Regions from separate parts of the Homo sapiens genome. Here regions 1 and 2 are each linked to region 3. A link is a contact called in ENCODE Hi-C or POLR2A ChIA-PET data. All regions are on one chromosome and are shown on one strand. Each heading gives the region's core, a stretch centred on a gene start or an enhancer-like site at or near the end of the contact. The rest is flanking DNA. Distances are from core to core; before and after follow the strand shown.

The links. Hi-C counts contacts between places; a loop is a spot of excess contacts on that map. ChIA-PET counts read pairs that join two places held with the same protein, here RNA polymerase II (POLR2A). Pooled maps may share reads with other maps.
Region 1: a pooled map shows a loop between it and region 3 (3-fold over the local background). The contact joins two enhancer-like sites. A Hi-C loop is called at or near these places in 2 of 37 single-sample maps with no recorded cell type and 2 of 50 pooled maps. POLR2A ChIA-PET finds 5 or more read pairs at or near these places in 1 of 52 experiments (HEK293).
Region 2: a pooled map shows a loop between it and region 3 (3-fold over the local background). The contact joins two enhancer-like sites. A Hi-C loop is called at or near these places in 2 of 37 single-sample maps with no recorded cell type and 3 of 50 pooled maps.

Annotation. Positions count from the first base shown.
Region 1 is chr15:96,233,099-96,235,814 of GRCh38, reverse strand. All of the region lies in intron 2 of NR2F2-AS1 (NR2F2 antisense RNA 1), which reads left to right. Among named protein-coding and RNA genes, the nearest start is that of NR2F2-AS1, 93 kb to the left of the region's middle. Within about 2 kb of position 1,424, at least 2 of the 41 ENCODE cell types and tissues checked have a DNase peak (open chromatin) inside an H3K27ac peak, as active enhancers do.
Region 2 is chr15:96,263,206-96,265,905 of GRCh38, reverse strand. All of the region lies in intron 2 of NR2F2-AS1 (NR2F2 antisense RNA 1), which reads left to right. The region is part of intron 1 of LOC124903584 (a long non-coding RNA gene); the gene reads right to left. Among named protein-coding and RNA genes, the nearest start is that of NR2F2-AS1, 63 kb to the left of the region's middle. Within about 2 kb of position 1,450, at least 7 of the 41 ENCODE cell types and tissues checked have a DNase peak (open chromatin) inside an H3K27ac peak, as active enhancers do.
Region 3 is chr15:95,838,636-95,841,385 of GRCh38, reverse strand. No RefSeq gene overlaps it. Among named protein-coding and RNA genes, the nearest start is that of LINC00924, 410 kb to the right of the region's middle. RefSeq lists an enhancer at 1,897-1,956. Within about 2 kb of position 1,270, at least 8 of the 41 ENCODE cell types and tissues checked have a DNase peak (open chromatin) inside an H3K27ac peak, as active enhancers do.

The DNA.
Region 1 (2,716 bases), core at 175-2,674, 390 kb before region 3:
GGCTGGATGACAGAGCTGGATTTCCATATCAAAAAAAAAAAAAAGAAGATGAAAATTTCTTAACCTCCCTTTTCCAGCTGATGTGCGATGTCAGACAAGTCATTAACACTCTTTTTTTTTTTTTTTTTCCAGACAAGGTCTCACTCTGTCTCTCAGCCTGGAGTGCAGCGGTGAGATCATAGCACCCTGCAGCCCTACCCACCTGGGCACAAATGATCCTCCCACCTCAGCCTCCCAAGTAGCTGGGAGCACAGGTGTCCCGGCTAATTTTTAATTTTTTTGTAGAGACAGGGTCTCACAATTGTTGCCCAGGCTAGTCTCCTAGGCTCAAGTGATCCCCCCACCTCAGCCTCCCAAAGTGCTGGGATTATAGGAGTGAGCCACTGTGTCTGGTCATGAACACTGTAAACCTTAGCTTTCCCACATGGAACATGGAAATGACAATGCCCACCTCACAGAGGTGACATGTGCTAATGGATTGAAAGCACTAGCATAGAAAAACTTACTAAACAGGCTGGGCACGGCGGTTCATGCCTATAATCCCAGCACTTTGGGAGGCTGAGGCAGGAGGATCATTTGTGGTTGGGAGTTCAAGACCAGCCTGGCCAATACGGTGAAACTCCGTCTCTACTAAAAATACAAAAATTAGCTGGGCACAGTGGCACAATCCCAGCTACTGGGGAGGCTGAGGCAGGAGAACCGCTTGAACCCTGGAGGCGGAGGTTGCAGTGAGCCGAGATCACACCACTGCACTCCAGCCTGGGTGACAGAGCAAGACTCCGTCTCGGGAAAAAAGAAAAATACAAAAAGTAGCTGGGTGTGGTGGTAGGTGTTTGTAGTCCCAGCTACTCAAGAGGCTGAGGCAGGAGAATTGCTTGAACCCAGGAGGGAGAGGTTGCAGTGAGCCAAGACTGTGCCACTGCACTCCAGTTTGGACGACAGAGCAAGACTCCATCAAAAAAAAACAAAAAAAAAGAATGAAGAGCTTACTAAATACTAGAGAGCTAAAGACGGAAGTGGAAAGAAAGCAGGAGAAAATGACTTGGCTTGTGGCTTTTAGGCTTCCTTCTCAATCATTTCTATCCTTTCATTTCTGTTAATTTCAACAATGCTATCGACAGGAACATCTGCCAGATTCCTGTGATTCCTCCTCATTTTTTCCTGACATACTCCCTCGTCATCTTGTTTCAGACCATTCTGCATTTGGTATCTCAGAACTTGAAGAAAGTAAATCTTCTCTGGAAACAGAGTGACTTTCTACTGCAGAGGAAGCCACCACTCTTGGGTGTTCCCTGTGGTAAAATACGACTCTGATACAGCAAATGATGCCCTGGGGCTGAAGTAGCGAATCCTCTGTCCAAAGCACTCGGCCTTCCCCAAGATTAGTCATTTGGCTGTCTCTCTGCTGCTAGTAATTCAGAGATAATCATGTTACCAAGATGCCATTTAATCTGTATTTGGCGTATCTCAAGTTTTCATCTTCATTAATAGAGCCATCAGAGTTTCATCGGGCTTGACTGGTATTGGACACACCAGTGATTCACCCGGGGGGTGAGGTTTGCAGTTTGCATGGAGAAACTGTGCTTGCCAGATGGCAGCTGTTAATCTGCTTGCATCAGGGGTGCGAGGAGGCCTACGTTTGCCTGGCCCCTAGCCAGTGGGGCTCTCCCTCACCTCTGATTATACAATGACCTTGTGGCAGGCCCTGTTCTCCACTCCCAGCAGGCCTGAAGGCACTGGGGGGATTGGATGCCTGATGAAGGGAAGGAATACTTTTTCTGGCCTTCTTACAAGAAAGATTGCTAACCAAATCTTTGCTACCTATAGCCTAGGATATTGAAACATAAGCTCTCTATGGAAGTGTTGTAGGCCTTTCTCCTTAGTTCAGCTGAAATAGGGGTCTTGTCACACAACCACGAAATATTAGGCTTGCAGACACTTTGAAGGGTTAGAAAAACGGAATTTATTGGGCAAAAGGGAATAAAAGGGGAAGCAGATTCTCAGCATAGTGAGAGTCCTGCTAGTACAGGCTTCCCACCTCACAGGCTGAATCCCAGGTACCACCCAGGAAGAGAAGGAGCCAGGCTCCTCCCTCCTGCAAATGGCATGAGCTTCCCGAGACTCCACACTCCTCCCAGTGTGCAGGCCAGTCAGAGGTTCTCCAGGACCCCTTTATACGTGGCTGTCTCAGAGGGCAGTCTACGGTGGAAGGATGTGAACCTGGGAGTCAGAGAAACTTGGCTTTAAATCCAGACGCCAGCATTTAACTAGCGATGTGAAGTTAGGCAGATCACTTAACCTCTTTGAGCCCCAGATTCTTCCATTCACATGCTATGAACCTGATACCATCATCATGGTGGGTGCTTCATAGTCAACGCAGGGAAGTCAGATGGAGACTGATCCATGAGCCCCATGACCCAGCTGTCCTGCTCCTGGGAGTGGAACCCATCCCAGCATTGGGTGTGGTGGTGAGGATGGGGTGACTGAGGTGTTTTTCGCTGGGGAGATGGGTAGTGAGATGTCAGGGAGGCTCATCATACAATGCTATGCAGCAGTATGAAGCAGTGCAGATTAAATCTTAAAAACTGACTAAGAGGGAGGAAAACCACAAAAACATCTGTGGGCACCATTTATGTATAAACATACATATGTGTATATATGTAAACATGTATGTATATATATGCTTATACATAAACGTATGTGTATATAAGGTACA
Region 2 (2,700 bases), core at 201-2,700, 420 kb before region 3:
ATATTCTTAAGTTTTCAAAATGATTAGTGCTTCCTTGAGATATCCCATTAATTGGACACACAACCCAGATGAAAAGGCTGAAACCCAAGAGTATATAAAAAAACATAAGGTTGTTGCAATTTAAGTGCCTTCAAAAGATCTAATTTGATTTCTAAAAGCAATTTTGCAGATGTGAAAATTAAAGGCACGCAGAAACAAGATATGATTTAATGAACGTGTAGGTTAAGAAACATTTAGAGGTTTCAGTAGCTTTACTCTGACGTTTTTGTTTGTTTGTTTAGCTGTTATGTTGGAAAGATTGAGTCCACAACACAATAAAAATTACTGAATTTTATGGGTCGCTATTTCCTTGATCAAATTGTCCCATTCTTCCCAACATGTTTCTGAAGCAACTTTGTATTTCTGTCTGCAGATTTTCAGGTCCAGGACCCGTCAATCAAATTTCAGATTCTAATAAAGTCCAAGGGTCTCTCCACTTAGGTTTGTCTTAGCTGTTTCATCAATGAGCCCCTCCCCCTTTCCCAGCAAATTGCACACTTATTCCCACTTAAAAAAAAAAAAGAGAGAGAGAGAGAGACAGAAAAATAACCCTTCCCACTGGTTCTAATGACATCTTCAGTCATTAATGAGTTAATAAAAATCTCGAAGTCATCTGGGCTAGATAAGAAAGAAGAAAGAAATGTATTGTACTGTAATGACAGGCTCTCGAGCTGCCCTCTGAGATGTCATGGGTCAGTCATGTTAAGAATGTGTGCGTCCAATCATCTGCTGATTTTTATCAGCAAGCTCTCCAGCAGGAGCTGACAAGGGCCAGTTTGGGAGTCACAATGAATAAACAATGACTTTTTGGATTGTTGGGGGCTGTGTAATAGAGTGAGGGGTTTATATATACTAAAACATGATGACATTAGCAATCAATATACCAATTACTGGACAAGTTATTGGAGGAGGCATTCACGTGTCTTCAGCCTGCTTGCACTTTGAAGGGGCCTCTAGCAGGGAGAGTCCGTGTGCCCAGAGGCCGGCAAAGGTTCAAGACGTCAGGCCCAGATCTAAAAGGCAAGCCCCTCTTCTCAGGCTGAAGTAGTCCAGAGCTGGATGATTTGAATCCCCTGGGGAGTTTATTAAAAATACAGATTCCTGACTTTCCTTCTTAGAGAGTCCATCTCAGGAGTCTGGGGCTAAGGGTGAGACTTAGTGTTTTTAACAAAGTTTCCAGGTAATCCTGATCGGGAGCATTAGGGAACTGCTGTACAGTTGTAATTCCCAAAGTGCTGTCCCCCAGCCAGAGCAGCTGCATCCCTATCACCTGGGAGCCTGTTGCAAATGCACATTCTTGGGCCCCTCCCTAAACCCACTGAAACTGAAACTCACTAGGGGTGGGGCCTAGAGATCTGTGTTTTAACACAGCCCTCAGGTGATTCTGATGCACTGTACAGTTTGAGAACCAAGGCTGTAGTACAAAGATCCTTGCCAAGGTGTTGCAACACAGCTCTGTCACCTGTAGCCTCTGAGGCTCCTCATGGGTAATTTGTTACTTGTACTAGTTAGAGTGCTGGAGTTTGCAAATGATTTACTTAAAAAAATTAAATTAGAGTAGATCCAAGATTATCTTCACAGTCATGCCACTCTCATTCACTTGCATACTGCTAGGCTTTCTTGAATGATCTTGATGTATGAGTGACTTTGGTTATAGAATAGGAAGAATAAACATAGCTTTTGTCTATTATTTGAAGTGGAAAGAGAGAGTGGATTTGTACATAATCTTAAAAGAAAAGGAGTCCATAAGAAAAATCAATGTACGTGAAGCATTTATTTGATGTATGACAAATATTTATGTAGGTAACCAGTGCCACTTGTGAAACCCATGGGCAATTGGTGAGGTCTACTGTTTTCGTCTTTGGTAGCCACAGAACATGCAACGTGTCTTAATTAGAAGAAGAGAATATGCACGGCCCAAGGTCAGCATATCCTCAGAAGAGGAATGGCGAAGACCTTCTTGCAGTTGGGTTGAGACTTCCTTTATTCAGCCAAGGGTCCTCCTAAAGGGGCTTGCTCAGCTTTCAAAAGAGGTGGACTCGTTTGTCAGCCATGCAGTAGATTTAAATCAGTGTTCTCCAGAAGACGTTTGAAATAGTAATTTCATGTCTCAAAACATTGATTTAAAAAAATGTCCGGGGTCAAGTGAGAAACAGTAGATTAACCTGAGTTAAATATGATTGTTTGCAGCAGGGCCCCCAAAGCCTCCAGCACATTACTATGCACTGTGAATCCCCAGGACATTTGATCTTCAATAGATCTGATTACCCAAACCGTTTTATAAAGGATAAGCTTGTAGCATTGGTGTTCAAGGAATAGACTTTCAGGAGACACAGATTCCTATTTTCTAAGATGGCAACAACCTGTTGGTAGAAGCTAGTTCTTTTATATATTGTATAGTAAGGAACCTCTTCCTTTATTCTAATGTATCAAACCCTCTGTGTCTGGCGTCAGGATTCATTATGTGGTGGCTTGACGCCAGCAAAAAGGTTCATGTAACACTCACCAAAGAGTTAAATAAGTTGTCCAGTTGTTGATGGTTTGGTTAAATTATCCCTGAATTTTTGGCATATCTCCCAGAACAGGTACTCATAAAAAAAGAAAGAAACCTGGGTTTTGCTAAGTGAGATTACATTGTGTTTTCATATATGAGGGATAATT
Region 3 (2,750 bases), core at 21-2,520:
AATTTTGACCTACTGGTACATGCTTCATGATTTGAAGAAGGCGGGTTTTAACAATTGTCTATTACTTTTGGAATTCATTATGAGTAGGATATACTTATGTTTATTTATCCTTAAGTAGAACCTGATTGTTCCAAAAACCTACTAGTTATCTCCGAATGCCACCCCCGTCTCCATATCTCAGGTCTGTTTTCTGGGGAGACGGCAGCGTGGACCGAATTATGCCCATCTACCTCTGCCTAGTCAACTGCCCCCTTCCTATTCTCAAGGCCTGAGTTCCATCCTCTTCTGGGCTCTCAAACATAGAGTGTCACTTGGCAACTCAGACATGAAAGTGCTGAGCTTCTTTGTAGCAGAGGAAAAAACAGCTGAATATGATCAGACAGAAACTCCAGTTTGAAGGTGTAGGAAAGAGAAGAGGTTAGGGGTGCTTCAAAAGAATATGCATGTGATGCTGCGGCATGAGCTACTGGAAAATTTGCTATGCTTTTCTGTGTCTTTGGATGCTTCTTTTAGCCCACTCTTCCCAGAGGGCCCATGCTTCCACAGGTTTTCAGTGCCAACCAATGTCTAAAATAGAGGGGGAACTCTCTGAGTAGCTCTCCTCACAAACACAAAGTGATTGAAATTGTTTCTCCTCTTTCTCTTCCCCACCCCATTCACTCCCTGTGCTCTGACTCAACACGTAGGAAGAACTCTCCACCACAGGTTATCCTGCAGAACCTAGAGGTGAGAAGGTCCCTCAGTGTTTTCCTTTTGAGCTCTTCTGCCTGAAAAGAAACAAGGCAGTTGGGAAAATTCATGATTTGGGTTCTGGGGAGACCTCAGTTCTAGTTCATGCTCTTTTAATTGAACTTGGGTAACCATTTAGCACCCCCTCCTCAGTTTTTTTATCTGTGAAATGGGCAAACTAGACTTAAATCTGAGTGATTATTTCTTTCTGTTTTACTCCCTAAGTTCTAACAGTGACCTGAATCGTAAGTACTCATGGAAAACAAATGAGAACGTGGTTAAGAAAACAAACAGATGTTAAAGAGTATAATCTCACTGAAGGTATTAGAAAGGCCAGTGAATTTGATGTGTGTACATGACCAAGCACTTCCTCCACTCTATCTTTAGGCCTGTGTCGTGGAATTGGAATTAATATGTCTTTGGAGTTTTTGTAGTTCTACTTGAGGACACATAGTTTTGTAACAGCACCATTAAAAACTGACTTTCCAGGCAGAGATTTCAGCATGCAGATGCCCCCGTGGGATTCAGCAATTGGCCTGGCGTCCATAGTCTGAATCAGAGTTTAAAAATTCTTTAAAATAAACAGTGGTGTTCTGGCTTGTTGAAGGTCTTACTTTCTGGGGGGAAAAAAAACCACCTCTATTTTTGCTTGCATGGTATAAAGCCTTTATTTTAGGTAAAATGCGTATTTCAGTCCATCTGTATTTATGCCGATGCGGGCTGTGGACACCACTGTGACTCTGGTCTTTGTACTGGGAGCTGAATTGAGTGGCGAGGGCCTTTCTTTGTTTCTCACTGACTTTGTCTCTGAGAGCTAGACTATTGCTGCAGATAAAATGAAAAGATATTGTTTTTAGATCCAAAGATGGAAGAACTCCCTCTGTGCAGAGAAACCAAGTAGAACCAAGGGTGTAGATGCATCATCAGAAAAAGAGTGGCTGGATTGGTTTTGTTCCTCTCTTCACTGATGCTGGCACCAAGAGACTTCTGCTAAGAGCTTATGATTATCTATGCACCTTGATGCCAACTTTATGCAGACAAAGTTCAGTTGAATTAGGGAGCTAGTTGTTGTTTCTCGTTCTCTAGTTGTTTTTTCCTCACTGATCCAACCTCACATGATAATAACTTAGTAAACACGTCTACTTTGACATCCTGCAAACCTCAAACTTAACATATCTGAAACTCAGTTCCTGTCACTGATTAGAAACAAAAGCAAGGGTGGAGAGGGGCTCTGCTTTCTGTTTCATTTCCAATATGTATTATTCTCATTGTCTTTGTTGTCTAAACTCAGAAATTGAGCCTTGCTTCTGAATTTTTTCTTCTCTCTCTTGCTTCCTATGTGTTAACAATGATTCAATCCCATTGACTCTTTCTTCCATCTATGACCTGATTCTATCCTTTCTATTTTTGTTGCCCCATTTAATAAAAGTTCTCAGATTTTTGTGCCTATACTACTGCAATAACCTTCTGAGTTCCCTTTTTTATCATTTACCCAATATCATTCCTGCTGCAACTGTCTCTCTTCTTCTTATGCTTCCATGGTTTATGCCTCATCTTGCTTTTTCACCCAGACTGAGATACTTTCTATTCCCTCATTCATTTCACCTGACATTCTTCAGCAATCCCACTTTGATCCTTCTATGAGCCCAGTAAACACTTTTCCTCCAGATCCTAATTGTACCATGAAGATTTACCATATGCTTCACTATTTTCCTTTGAGAAAACAGATACAATATTCAATGTAGTCTTCTAGGAGCTCTTAGAATTATGAACAAAATTACATGAAGATGATAAATCTGGTCAGAAAGTTAGGTATAGACATAGGTAGTCATAATAATAATAATAATATTGACACTGGTTATCATTGATTGAGTAGCTCTCATGTGCCAGAAAATATCCTAAGCATTTTATTGTCATTGACCCATTTAATTCTACGATAACTCAGTGGGGGTTGGTCCTCAGTATCCCATTTCACAGATGTGAAAACAGATTCAGGCAGGTTCAGTACAAGGAGCACATAT